Regions from separate parts of the Homo sapiens genome. Here region 1 is linked to region 2. The links are chromatin contacts, found by Hi-C or POLR2A ChIA-PET in ENCODE. All regions are on one chromosome and are shown on one strand. The core of a region is the stretch at or near the end of the contact, and the rest is flanking DNA. Distances in the headings are between cores, read along the strand shown. Region 1 overlaps FRMPD3 (FERM and PDZ domain containing 3). Region 2 holds the start of FRMPD3 (FERM and PDZ domain containing 3).

The links. Hi-C counts contacts between places; a loop is a spot of excess contacts on that map. ChIA-PET counts read pairs that join two places held with the same protein, here RNA polymerase II (POLR2A). Pooled maps may share reads with other maps.
Region 1: a loop to region 2 is called in a map with no recorded cell type, with 2.0 times the contacts of the local background. The contact joins the enhancer-like site here to the promoter of FRMPD3 in region 2. A Hi-C loop is called at or near these places in 4 of 168 maps with a recorded cell type or tissue (GM12878, OCI-LY7, breast epithelium and 1 more), 2 of 37 single-sample maps with no recorded cell type and 2 of 50 pooled maps. POLR2A ChIA-PET finds 5 or more read pairs at or near these places in 6 of 52 experiments (Caco-2, GM12878, H1 and 3 more).

What each region holds. Positions count from the first base shown.
Region 1 is chrX:107,483,046-107,488,422 of GRCh38, reverse strand. The region is part of intron 1 of FRMPD3 (FERM and PDZ domain containing 3); the gene reads right to left. Among named protein-coding and RNA genes, the nearest start is that of FRMPD3, 36 kb to the right of the region's middle. RefSeq lists an enhancer at 3,790-4,348. Within about 2 kb of position 3,867, at least 2 of the 41 ENCODE cell types and tissues checked have a DNase peak (open chromatin) inside an H3K27ac peak, as active enhancers do.
Region 2 is chrX:107,446,464-107,452,066 of GRCh38, reverse strand. FRMPD3 (FERM and PDZ domain containing 3) reads right to left here and starts at 2,415. Exons shown (of 15, transcript NM_001388459.1): 1 at 2,062-2,415. RefSeq lists enhancers at 294-1,208, 3,043-3,543.

The DNA.
Region 1 (5,377 bases), core at 2,618-5,117, 35 kb before region 2:
CAGACAGTCACTTTCCAAATGCTTTGCCAACTTTGGGCCTCCCCTGCAAGATCTGGGCCCTGGTTCTTTGGACGGAAATAGCAGAGCATGCGGCTGTGATGGTTCTCAGAGCAAGTGGAGACATAATGATGAGGCCATTCAGGGTCCTTGTCAAAACCATGTGGATCTGGGGTGAAATTTCAATCATCTTACCAGCTGGCACCAGAATCCTTCTTAGGGAGGGAACTGGGACTGTCTTTAGGAAAAGGTTTTGATAAGCTGCTTGCCTTGACAGCATGGGTAGGCAGGAGCCAAGGCAACGGAGGAAAGAGCTTAACGCTGTGTGGTAACATTAAACAGGACTCAGAGATTGCAGAGAGAGCAGAGAGGAGAGGAGGAGAAGGAGGAGAAAGGGGAAATGAGGCACTGGGTGTGAGCCTAGAGCCTGACTGAGAAAATGACCAAGGGACTTCTTCAGCCCAGGATTGCTAACTTTAAATGTTCAGTTGTTTGTGCTGCTGCGAGGAAAATCCTTTTGTCACTCCTAAGCCTTCTACACACATTTCCTTGGGTGAATGGTTATTCGGGTGAGATTAAGGAAGAGAGTGAAGCTCCACGTTTTGGGTGACATGAAAAGATACAAACAAATGGACAACCGGCACTTCTTAACTCTGGCTACACATTAGAATCACCTCAGGAAGCATTTAAAACCTGGGGATGCCCCCAGGGAGTCCCCACAGAGATTCTGGTGTAACTGGTGTGGGATGGGGCCTGGCATCAATATTCAAGTGGAAGTTTAGAAACTCTGGTCTCCGTGGAACTCTTTCTTTTCAGAGAACCATAAATAAGCCTGTGGTGGGGTTGGGGGCAAGGAGAATGGAAGCCCTCCCTGGGAATGCAGAGATCTAGGAAAGCATGGATTTTGAAGGAAACTTATCTCAATGTGAAGGGCAGGGGAGACCATGAGAATATCCAGACTACAGGCATAACTGATGCCATTCACCTCTGACTTCCCTCTTGGCTGTCCATAATGCCTCCCAACCCAAGCAATTATGACTTCCAACTCAACCCATTATGCCTCACCATGTTGCATTGCAAACATCTCTTATCTTTCATTCTTACCAAGCATTATTTTCCCTGGATCCCATTTCTTTTTGATAATTATTTTTTCATTTTTTAAAAATTTTTTTGAGATGGAGTCTTGCTCTGTTGCCCAGGCTGGAGTGCAGCGGTGCGATCTCAGCTCACTGTAACCTCCACCTCCAGGGTTCAAGCAATTCTCCTGCCTCAGCCTCCCAAGAAACTGGGATTACAGGCGCCCGCCACCACGCTCAGTTATTTTTTTTTTTTTTTGTATTTTTAGTAGAGATGGGGTTTCACTATGTTGGCTAGGCTGGTCTCGAACTCCTGACCTCAGGTGATCCGCCCACCTCAGCCTCCCAAAGTGCTGGGATTACAGGTGTGAGCCACAATGCCCGGCCCTAGATCCCATTTCTCAGTGAGCCTACTCTTTGACAGGTAAAACCCAGTGAATCTGCTATATGAAAACTTTCCTTAGACAAAACAAAAATGTACTTTTTTTTTTCAAAGACTGAGAGTTTTTACTTATTTCTTTTTTGAGCTCTTGGTATTCAAGGAAATCTCTGTCAAAACACAAGATGACCACATCCTCTTAAGGAATAGAGATTTCAAAACTTACTACAAAGTTGCACTAATAAAAACACTGTGGTACAGGCATAAGAATGGACATATGCAAGAATGAGCATCTACAAATAAACCCATTTATCTACAGTCAATCGATTCTTTGACAAGTGTGGCAGGAACTTTCAATGGCAAAAGAATAATCTCTTCAACAAATGGTACTGGGACAACTGGATATCCACGTGCAAAGAAAAAGTTGGACCCTTCCTTTATCCCATATACAAAGCTCAATCCAAAATGGACCAAAGACCTAAATATAACAGCTAAAATATAAAACCTTCAGAAAAAATATGGATGTAAATTAAAAAATGTACATTTTAACAAAGGTCTTTGGAGGACAATGCCTTGACCCAACGCAATAATTTTCAGGGATCTTGGCAAAGCATGGAGAAAATATTTTGTGGTCAGAAGGGACCTGTGGAGATCCTCAAAGCACACCATGTGGGTAGATAACCATGAAGCTGATTACTGAAGATGTAAGTCTGAGAAATATCTGGAACAGTTGAGCCCATTCTTCTGGGATCACTGGAGATGGCACCCAGGAAAGGGTCAGGCGTGTCCCAGGCCTCCAGGGCTCTTTTCACATCCAACCGTGTCTTCCTCCCCAATCCTCCACAGTCCCTCCTAGCTCTTTACTTTTCCAGCATTTTATGCAGCTTGAATAAAGTAAGCTTGATAGGCCAAGCTACCAGTTAAAAGCTCACTCCGTCATGGACAAGGCAGGAGTCAGCATTTTAGCAGCAGTTTAGTCGCGGCCAGAGAAGACAAAGGCAGAGAATGGCCGATTGCAGGTGCCAATTCCCTGGTTTTTATAGGCTGGTGCCTGAGGGATGGATCATCCTGCCTTACCCCCTGGAACTAAAGGTGACAAATGAATGCTCTTCAGTGGGAAAGCTATTAAGTGGGATGGGACCAAGCAAAAAGGACCAGTTCTCTTTTCCCTATATCCCTGCTTCCTTCCACTCCTGCCCTCAGCACTGGGGTAATGGCCTGGCTTAAGGGGATGAGATAAAATGAGGCCTCAGAGGGTACTGGCAGGGACCAGGTGGTCACAGCTCCCCTTTCTCAAGATAATTTACTCAGGGGCAGGAGCTAAAATTGATCAGATGAGGCTCTAAGTCAGAATGAAACCTGTTAATTTGTTACACCGTTTTAGAACTTCACAGATACCTATCTTATTGAACACAGCACTGAGGTGCTTTTTAAAACCTAGGAAGCCAATTAAACCCAGGAAGAAACCTGCATATTTTCTAACGTGGTTGAATAAAATTGAAACTGTTGCTACATCTGAATAGAACTGAAACATAATTTGGTCCAGGATCCTTCTCAGTAGCTGGGACATGCTTGTTTGGGAACTCTTTCCTTGGCCTCAATCTTTTCCCCAGAGCCACCCCTTCTCCCGAAAAGAAAATCCTGACAGGCACAGTCCTGCAGTCTTTGCAGTCCCTGCAAAGACTCGCCCAGTCCTAAATCAGTTTCCTGAGGAACTGTCTCACCAGCAGAGGAACCCAAGCTCCATGCACAAGAAGCTCACTTCATTCGTGTGCCTTCCCCTTTCCTTCCCCCTTACCAAGTTACTTGGTTGGCCTAGCCCACTGGCGTGACTAAATTGGAACATTCTTTCAGGGTATGCGGTTCTTTCCAAGAGAGTTCAGAAGAACCAGGAAACAGACATTTCTGATACAGAACAAACAGAATCTGGGGTTCCCTTCCCTTCATAAGTCTCGCATCTTGCCACAACCAGATCTTTGGCTTTCCCAATTAGCCAATCATATTCTTTGGGATTGACACCCACCTCTGGGAGGTTGACTGAACTGTCAGTAGTCCTGGAGGTGAAGGGTGATGCTGAAGCAGGCACGGGGAAAACGAGCAGCTTCTATTCTTCAGAGGCAGCAGAGACTATTGCTGGACTCTACAAAGCATGGCTGCCTGACCAGTATCTATTCCCAGTTGGACCTGCCCTGGTCTGTACCCTCCCTAAAGGACCCCAGGTTACTGGACTTTTCTATTTTTGGCGATCCATGGATAGGCACCTCAGCCTTCTGCCCTGGCTCTAAGACCCAGTACCTGGACTACTTCTCATCTCTCTTTTCCCCTGCTCCTCCTAGTTAAGACCCACACCAGGCTCCCCTCCCCCTAGCCCCAGGGGAGCCAGCTGGAGCCAGCGATGACGCAGCTTGTCAGGGCAGGAGATTGATGGCAGGCCCTCTGCTTTCTTTCCCCGCCCCTTCTTCTACTGTCTTGCTCTCTCCCTTTCTGGGATTTGGGGAGGAGGGAGGAGGCAGAGAGGGAGAATGCTTAGCTGTTCCATTCACATTCTTCTTAATTCAAGGGCTTTTGCTAGTCCTCACTTGATGGAGCTCAGCTGAGAAGACGCTAGCCTTTCAGAGAGAAGAGGGTTAGGGAATCCAGCTCCCTCCCTGTTACCTCCCTGCTGCCTGGCCCAGTGCTGGTTCTGACCGGAGGCCCCTTTCTTCCCCAGCAGCACTGGGTTGGGCAGTTTGCCTTGGGCCCATCTGGCACCATAATCCGCAAGCCCCTGGGAGGGCCCAGTGAACTCATTTGGAAGCTTTGGGCCTGTGCTATAGGAAAGTGGGGGCAGTGGGCTTCGAGCGTAGCCAGAAGGAGCTACTCTGATCTCAAGGACCCACCTGACTCCCCACCCCCACCACCCCATGGGGGTTTCTACAGCCAGTTCCTGGCCCTGCCACAGCCCCTCCCCTGCAGCCCAGGGAGGGTGAGTGAGTGTCTGGTGGGGTCTTGATAGGGCACTATGTGGACATAACAAAGCTCTCCAGCTGAGAGCCCCTGGCCACTGTCACCCCCCTTGCACACCCAGTGTATATGTTCTTTTGCAGTGAAAAGCACCAACAGGAGGCCTCCATCCAGATAGGCAGGCAGAGAGCAAGAGAGGGAGCTCAGCGAACCCCACCCCTACCCCACGCCCGCATTAGGCCCTACAGACCCAGGATGTGTTCTGGCTGTGACAGCTGATTACAGAGGGGCAGCTGGGAGGGCAGAGCACAGAAAACAGGGGACACAGCAGTCAGAGTCACGATGCAGACAGACAGTTGGCACCATTCTGCCAGGAAGAAAACGAGCATCCAAGATGTGGTGGCTGAGCCAAACAGGTGGGTAGAGCACAAGGGCAGAAAATCCAGGGCTGAGAAAGCCCAGAATTCTGGGAGCCATCATGAGGGTGAGCCCCAGACCCCAAGAGACCTGCCTCACTGGATTTTCTGCTTTTGTGCTCAGAAAGTGGCTGCCAAGAACAAAAGGTCTCAGCCTGGGTCCAGGGTACACTGGAAGAGCCTCAGTGGGGGAAGTTAGGAGCCTAGGGATGGGTTGCCATAGGGCACTGGCTGATGGCAGTAGTCTACTCAGTGCCTTTGTGTAAAAAGCTCAGAAAAAGTTACTCCTTCTGGGTGAATGCAGCCCCACAAACACTATAGCTTTATCAGATGAAAAATGTATCCCTTCATCCAGGTCCACTTAGTCTTGCACCAGGGAACATGGTTTGGGGAGCAGAACATGGGCTGGATTTCCATTCCTACTTAACCCTCTTGGCTGAGTACCTTTATGCAGTTCACAGCCTGCACAACTATATATGGTAGCCCTATCTGCAGCAAATAACTCCCCTCCTACTCCATACTGAGGCTGAGAGAGACTGAGCTGCCAATGCCTTGCTCGCATCCCA
Region 2 (5,603 bases), core at 1,166-3,665:
AACCTCTATCAGCTATTAACACCTTGGCCTGGCAGGGATTCTGTCATCAAATTTGCCCGAGCAGTGAGCAAAGCCCCGCCTAAATAATCTAAGGGGGCGGGGGAGAGGACCCAGAGGAGCCCTGAGCAGCCGACGGGAGGGGCAGGAGCAGGGAAGGGGCTCTGACGTAGAAGCCATCGCCGTCACGATTTTACCACGGTCTACATTCTAACTCCGCATCTCTACTTAAAACAGTAAAACCCACTAGTCCTTGCTCCCCTCAACCTTGTTTCCCCCATCCACAATACATTATGCCTTATTTAACCTCAGGGGTGCCTTCATGACAAGCTGCTAAGGTTGAATTAGTCCTTTCACATGAAATACAAAAACAAACAAACAAAAAAACAAGCCATGAAATTGGGTAGACGCTGGCATGTTTGCTTGGGCACGGCCAAGTCTTGTTGAGGTCTCCCCGGGTAGAGCAAGATCTCTTTGCTCAGCGGAAACAGCAAAGGCTTCCCGAAAAGCCTCTCTTAGCTCCCAAGAAGCTGGCAGCTGGGTTCCCCCTGCTTCTCCTGCAGTGAGCTTCATGGGCAAGGAAGGCGAGGGAGGGGCAGGGCCTCCAAGCTGAGGGCCTCTGTGGCTGAACTGGCACACTATCCCGGGTCCTCTAGGCCCAGGTGGAGTTCGCCATTTACCCCGGTCTCCAGCTGGGAAAACTCACTTGGTGCTTCGCTCTGAGTCAGCATAGAATCCCCCACCCTCCACTTCGAGAAGGGCGCCCCCAAGGGAGCCTTGCGCTTATAGCAGTTCCTCCGAAGGCAGGAGTCCAGAGACTGCCCCGCCCTCCGTAAGAGCTGCAGGATGCTAAGACCACCCGGTGGACTCCAGGGTTTTGCACCTGGACCAAGATGCCAAGGGGAGGGGCAGGTCTAGCAGAATTCGGCGTTTGCTGTCATCTGGGGCTCTTTAGTTGCAGCTGCAAGGGTGGAGGTGCCACCTGCTTCTGGGGGAAGGTGTCAAACATTTGCCCCTGCAGTGGTTTCAGTGTGTGTGTATGGGGCTGTGGTGTGTGTGTGCAGGAAACCCAACAGCTCGAGCGTGGAGGGTATGACTACCAGAGTTGGGCACGCTTTTTGCCAGAATGGGGTTCTTAAGGGCTCTGGTGGAGGTGTCTACAGTAGCTGCGTGTGACGGGGGGTTGCTGGGTGTGTATTGGGGGGAAGCAGCAGGTACTGGATCTGCAGTAATGTGCAGTTGTCATGTAGTTTCTCAAGACCACTCTGAGAAAACACACACACACTCACATACACACACACACTCTCCAACCTCCAAAGCACTAGGCTGGGGAGTAGAGGAGTGTGTTTGTGTGTGCATGTTTTAGCAGCGCTAGGGGGAGGTGCATGTATCTGTATATGTGTTTGAGCTTTATTAGCATCTTGGTGGGAGGGGGCAAGTGTAGCTCGCGCTCTCTCTCTCTCTCTCTGTGTGTGTGTGTGTGTGTGTGTGTGTGTGTGTGTGTGTGGTCTTTGCATGGGGCTGACTGTGTGGCTGAGCGCCGGGTATGTTGTGCGGCTGTGTGTGCGTGTGTGTGCGCCTCCGTGTCCGCTTGTGAACATGGCCCCGGGAACCACGCACATGCTTCAGACAGCTGTTTCTGGCAGCCCCTGGGCTCGGGCTTCGCCGGGCACCCCGGCTAAGTGGCCACCTCCTAGCAGCCAGGCCCCGCGTCTCGCCAGCTCTCCCAACTGTGCCCACAGCCCAGGCGCGCACACAAAGGCTCCATAATGAACGCGCTGCACTCCCCTGCGCTCGACTCCTCACCCCGCACCCGCGGAGGCCAAACGAGCCCGCCAAGCCAGAGACTCGCCGGGGCAGTGGGCACGCAACGGGCCGTTACCCCGCCCGCCCAAACTCCGGGCGGCCAGACGTTCGGCGCCCCCCGCCCTGCCCCCGGCTCCCGGGGGCGCCCAAGCGCCAGTCGCCCCCCAGCCGGCCCGGGGCGGAACGCTCCCGCCGCGACCCACCCCCGGTTGGGCTGAGACAGCGGGCGCGCCCCCCTGAAGGCAGCGCGCCTCTTACCTTCCTCCCCCTCCTCTTCCTCCTCCTCTTCCTCCTCCTCCTCCTCCTCCTCCGCCTCCTCAGCGGCGCGGCAGCGGCGGCGCAGCGGCGGCGGCGGCGGCGGCGGCAGCGGGACTAGGGCACCCGTGCCCCCGAGCCCGGCATGGGCTTGGGGCTCAGTGGCGCCGGGCGGCGGGGCGGGCAGAGGTTGGCAGGGCGGCAGCAGCTGGCCCGGGACGCGGGGAGCTGGCGCGCAGGCGGCGGGCTGCGGGCAGGATGGCAGGAGCGCGCGCGGGCTCCTCGGGCGGGCTTCATGGCTGCGCCGCGGGCGGCACCATCGCCGTGGCTCGCTCGTCGCTCTCTCGCTCCAGGAGTGCGGCAGGCTGCGAGGTGACGGATGGCGGCGAGGCGGCCGGACGGCCGAGGAGGGGAGGGGAGAAGGGGCGGGGGGAGGGGGAGGGGGAGGAAAGAGGGGAGTGCAGAATGAGGGGCCTCTCCGGCGCCTCCCGACCCTCGAGTGCTGGCGTCGATTTCCCCGAATGGGAAAGCGGCTTAAAGGCGCAGTTCCTGGCTCGGGTCACTACTAAAAATAAGCAAAAAATTGACAATTGGGGAAAGAATCTCCCAAGAACAACCCAGCAACCCAGCCACCCAGCCTGGCGCTGCCTCACTTCTTGAATCTGACCGTTACGGCCGGACTCTGCCGGGAACTGCTGGCTGCCGAGAGGGCAAGCCAATTTCCAAAGTGAACCCGGGAAAGGGGGGCGGGGAGTGAACTGCGGAGAAGGGGCAGCAGGAACGCTTGCTTCGGAGACTCCGTTCCCTGGCCCCTGACCTTGCTTCTCGCCCCTTGTTTGCTCGCCTTCTGCTGGGGATGCCCTCCCTGCAGCTCCCCTCCTGGTCACCATCGCAAACATCCACACGCACCTTGAGTTTCGGCTCGGGCTCCTGCTCTCAGCGCCTCTCCCCAGCACTGGAGTGTGAGCGGCTTCGAGCCCAGGCCCAACGCCAGGAGCCCACCTCAGTAAGGGAGCGATCTGCCAGCTGGCAAAGGTCTGCTTAGAAAATGCGATTGGTTTGGTGAAAAGGGAAAAAGGTTAAGGTGTGTGTGCATGTGTGTTCACCAGCAGATGGAGGGAGGGTCCTGGCCACACACACACACCCGGAAGGAGAGCAGCTAGGCACACAGCACAGTGCCTGATGAATGATCTCAGGACGTTTTTTAGAGACATGCTGTGAATACTAAACATGCAGCAGCCGAGATTCAAGAGAAGCTCTTGGTCTCCCAGCGGGCTCCAGACCCCTTCAGAGGAGTTTTGAGGGCCAAGAAAAAAGGCCACTCTTCCTTCCCCAAAAAGGGCAGCCTCAGTGGGGACCCAGAGAGACTGGGAAGCTGGACAGTGGGTCTGGGTGGTGAAGTTAAGGCCAGGGAAGAGAGAAGCAGGAGGAAGCAGTGGAGTTGAGGAGCTCCTGGTGATGCCAAATACATGGTGAATTTCCGGGTGTCAGAAGCACCTCGGAGAGACAGTTAAACATTGGCACATTTGGGCCTTGTGAGTTCTAAGGTGAAAAGTCAGCCCTCCTCGATTTCCTCTGTGTTCCTGAACTCTAAAGGAGGCTGTTGGCACAAAGGGATCCATTCTAGTTGGAATATTTCCTCACTTTCGGTTCTTTTCAAGCACTTGGTTAAAGCTTCAGAAGAGGCCGGAGGGCTACTGAGGGGCAATTGTGGGACAAGGGCTGTTCTCCTAGGCTGCACGGAATTTCCAGGATACAGAGGAGAGCTCCGGGCACAGGGCTCCGTGGCTTCCCACAGCTGGGCTCAGCAGTGGAGTAGCTGACTAGCAGATTTGGCCATCGGTCCACTGAGCACACTTTTGCTTTCTTCCTGGCACTTCCCACCTTGAAAAAAGGATGGAAATTCCCTGCATCTGGATGGGAGTAGCCTAAGCTGGTAAACCAAGCTGATGGAATTATTAAAAGCGGATGACAAGTGAAAGTGAAGACATGCAGGGAGAGAAACACACAACATTCCCTGCAAATGCACAGGCAGAGCCCAACCTGAGAAGATGCTCTGAGGAACACAGCACACACAAAGGGACACACATGGAGTCAGTCACATGTGGGGCCACAGACACACTGAGCTAGTGCAAAAAAAAAAAAAAAAGGCTAGCCAGAAAAGTGACTCAGACTTTATTTCTAATCCTTCTGAAGGAAAGAGATGAAGAGAAACAGGGAAGAATTGGCCTCCCATCTCCAGGGACTGGAGAGGGAGCCAGGAACCAGCTGTCCAGTATGAATAATAATATTTCCAGCCAGACTGTCCCTGGCAGATTTTCTTGGGGTGGTGTCTCAGGAGGTGGGATCCCCTCCAGGGTCTCCTGAGCCTCACCTAGTTCAGTCTTTATTAATATTAATAACACAGGTCCCAACAAATTGGTTTGTATCAGTTATTACAATAAAGCTCATGGGTTAAGAACTAAAATAAATGCCTCTCACGAATCTGATTGGCCCTCCTCTGCTGCTTTCTGGGCTCACTCAAAGCACATGCTCAGGCTCCATTCAAGCTGCTTTGTGGTAAACAAAATAAAGAAGGGGTGGTGAAGCAGGAAAGAGTATTGAGAGGAACTGTGTCACTGGACAAATGCACATCTGAGGGCTCCTGGGTGACCAGTGAGGCACTGTCTGGTTTAGGATAGCGATTAGGTGCATGGCTTTCAGAATCTGCTTCTTACTAGTGATGTGATCTCAGGTAGCTCACTTAACTTCTTTAAGCCTTACCTGTGAAATGAAGACGATGGCAGAATCTACCTTATGGAGTTATTGGAAGTGTTGAATGAGATAACAGATATAAAAGGTCTCAGTAAATGTTAGCTGTCGTTCTTTCTCAAAACGAATTTGCCTCCTAGTCATCTATTTAAAGGTTCCTTTTTCTGTTCATATTCTGCCTAATTCCAGTCTGAAGTGATGCAGCATTTGCATTGTTTCTTGCTCTCGATTAAAGTGAGTTCTCAGGACTTGATGAACACTAGCTTGTTTCACTTCCAAGGAGAGAGAACTCTCACCCCAGAAAATCATGTAGCTGGGATTTTCTTGTTCTTATTTTTGTTGTTTGACAAGTTGTGTGTACTTCCCATGTCCAATAGAAATGATGGAGATGGGGTACAGAGAGAGCATGGTGAAGATTCTTCAGTGTTCTTAACCCTGTACCAAAATGCAGCAAAATAAACACTTTCATGCAAAAGGGAGACCCTGGATCCAGTTGCACTGAAATTTGGTGAGGGCCCCTGGGGCAAGAGTTCAGTCTCTTCAAATCTGAGGACAATTTGATGACAAATGAAGACGTTCCAGCCAGAAGTCTATTTCCCATTGAAACCAATACATTGAGATGAACATAATAAGTGACTGTTTTTCTTCCCTACATACTGAGAGTGAATGGAGGCAGCCTGGCTTCACTAGCACTTTGCTCTGAAATCAGCACTTAATAACCAGGCAACCAACTCGCCATTAACTGAGAATCCACGGATGAATAGACAGAGAGTATCCTGGCCTCTAGTAATAAT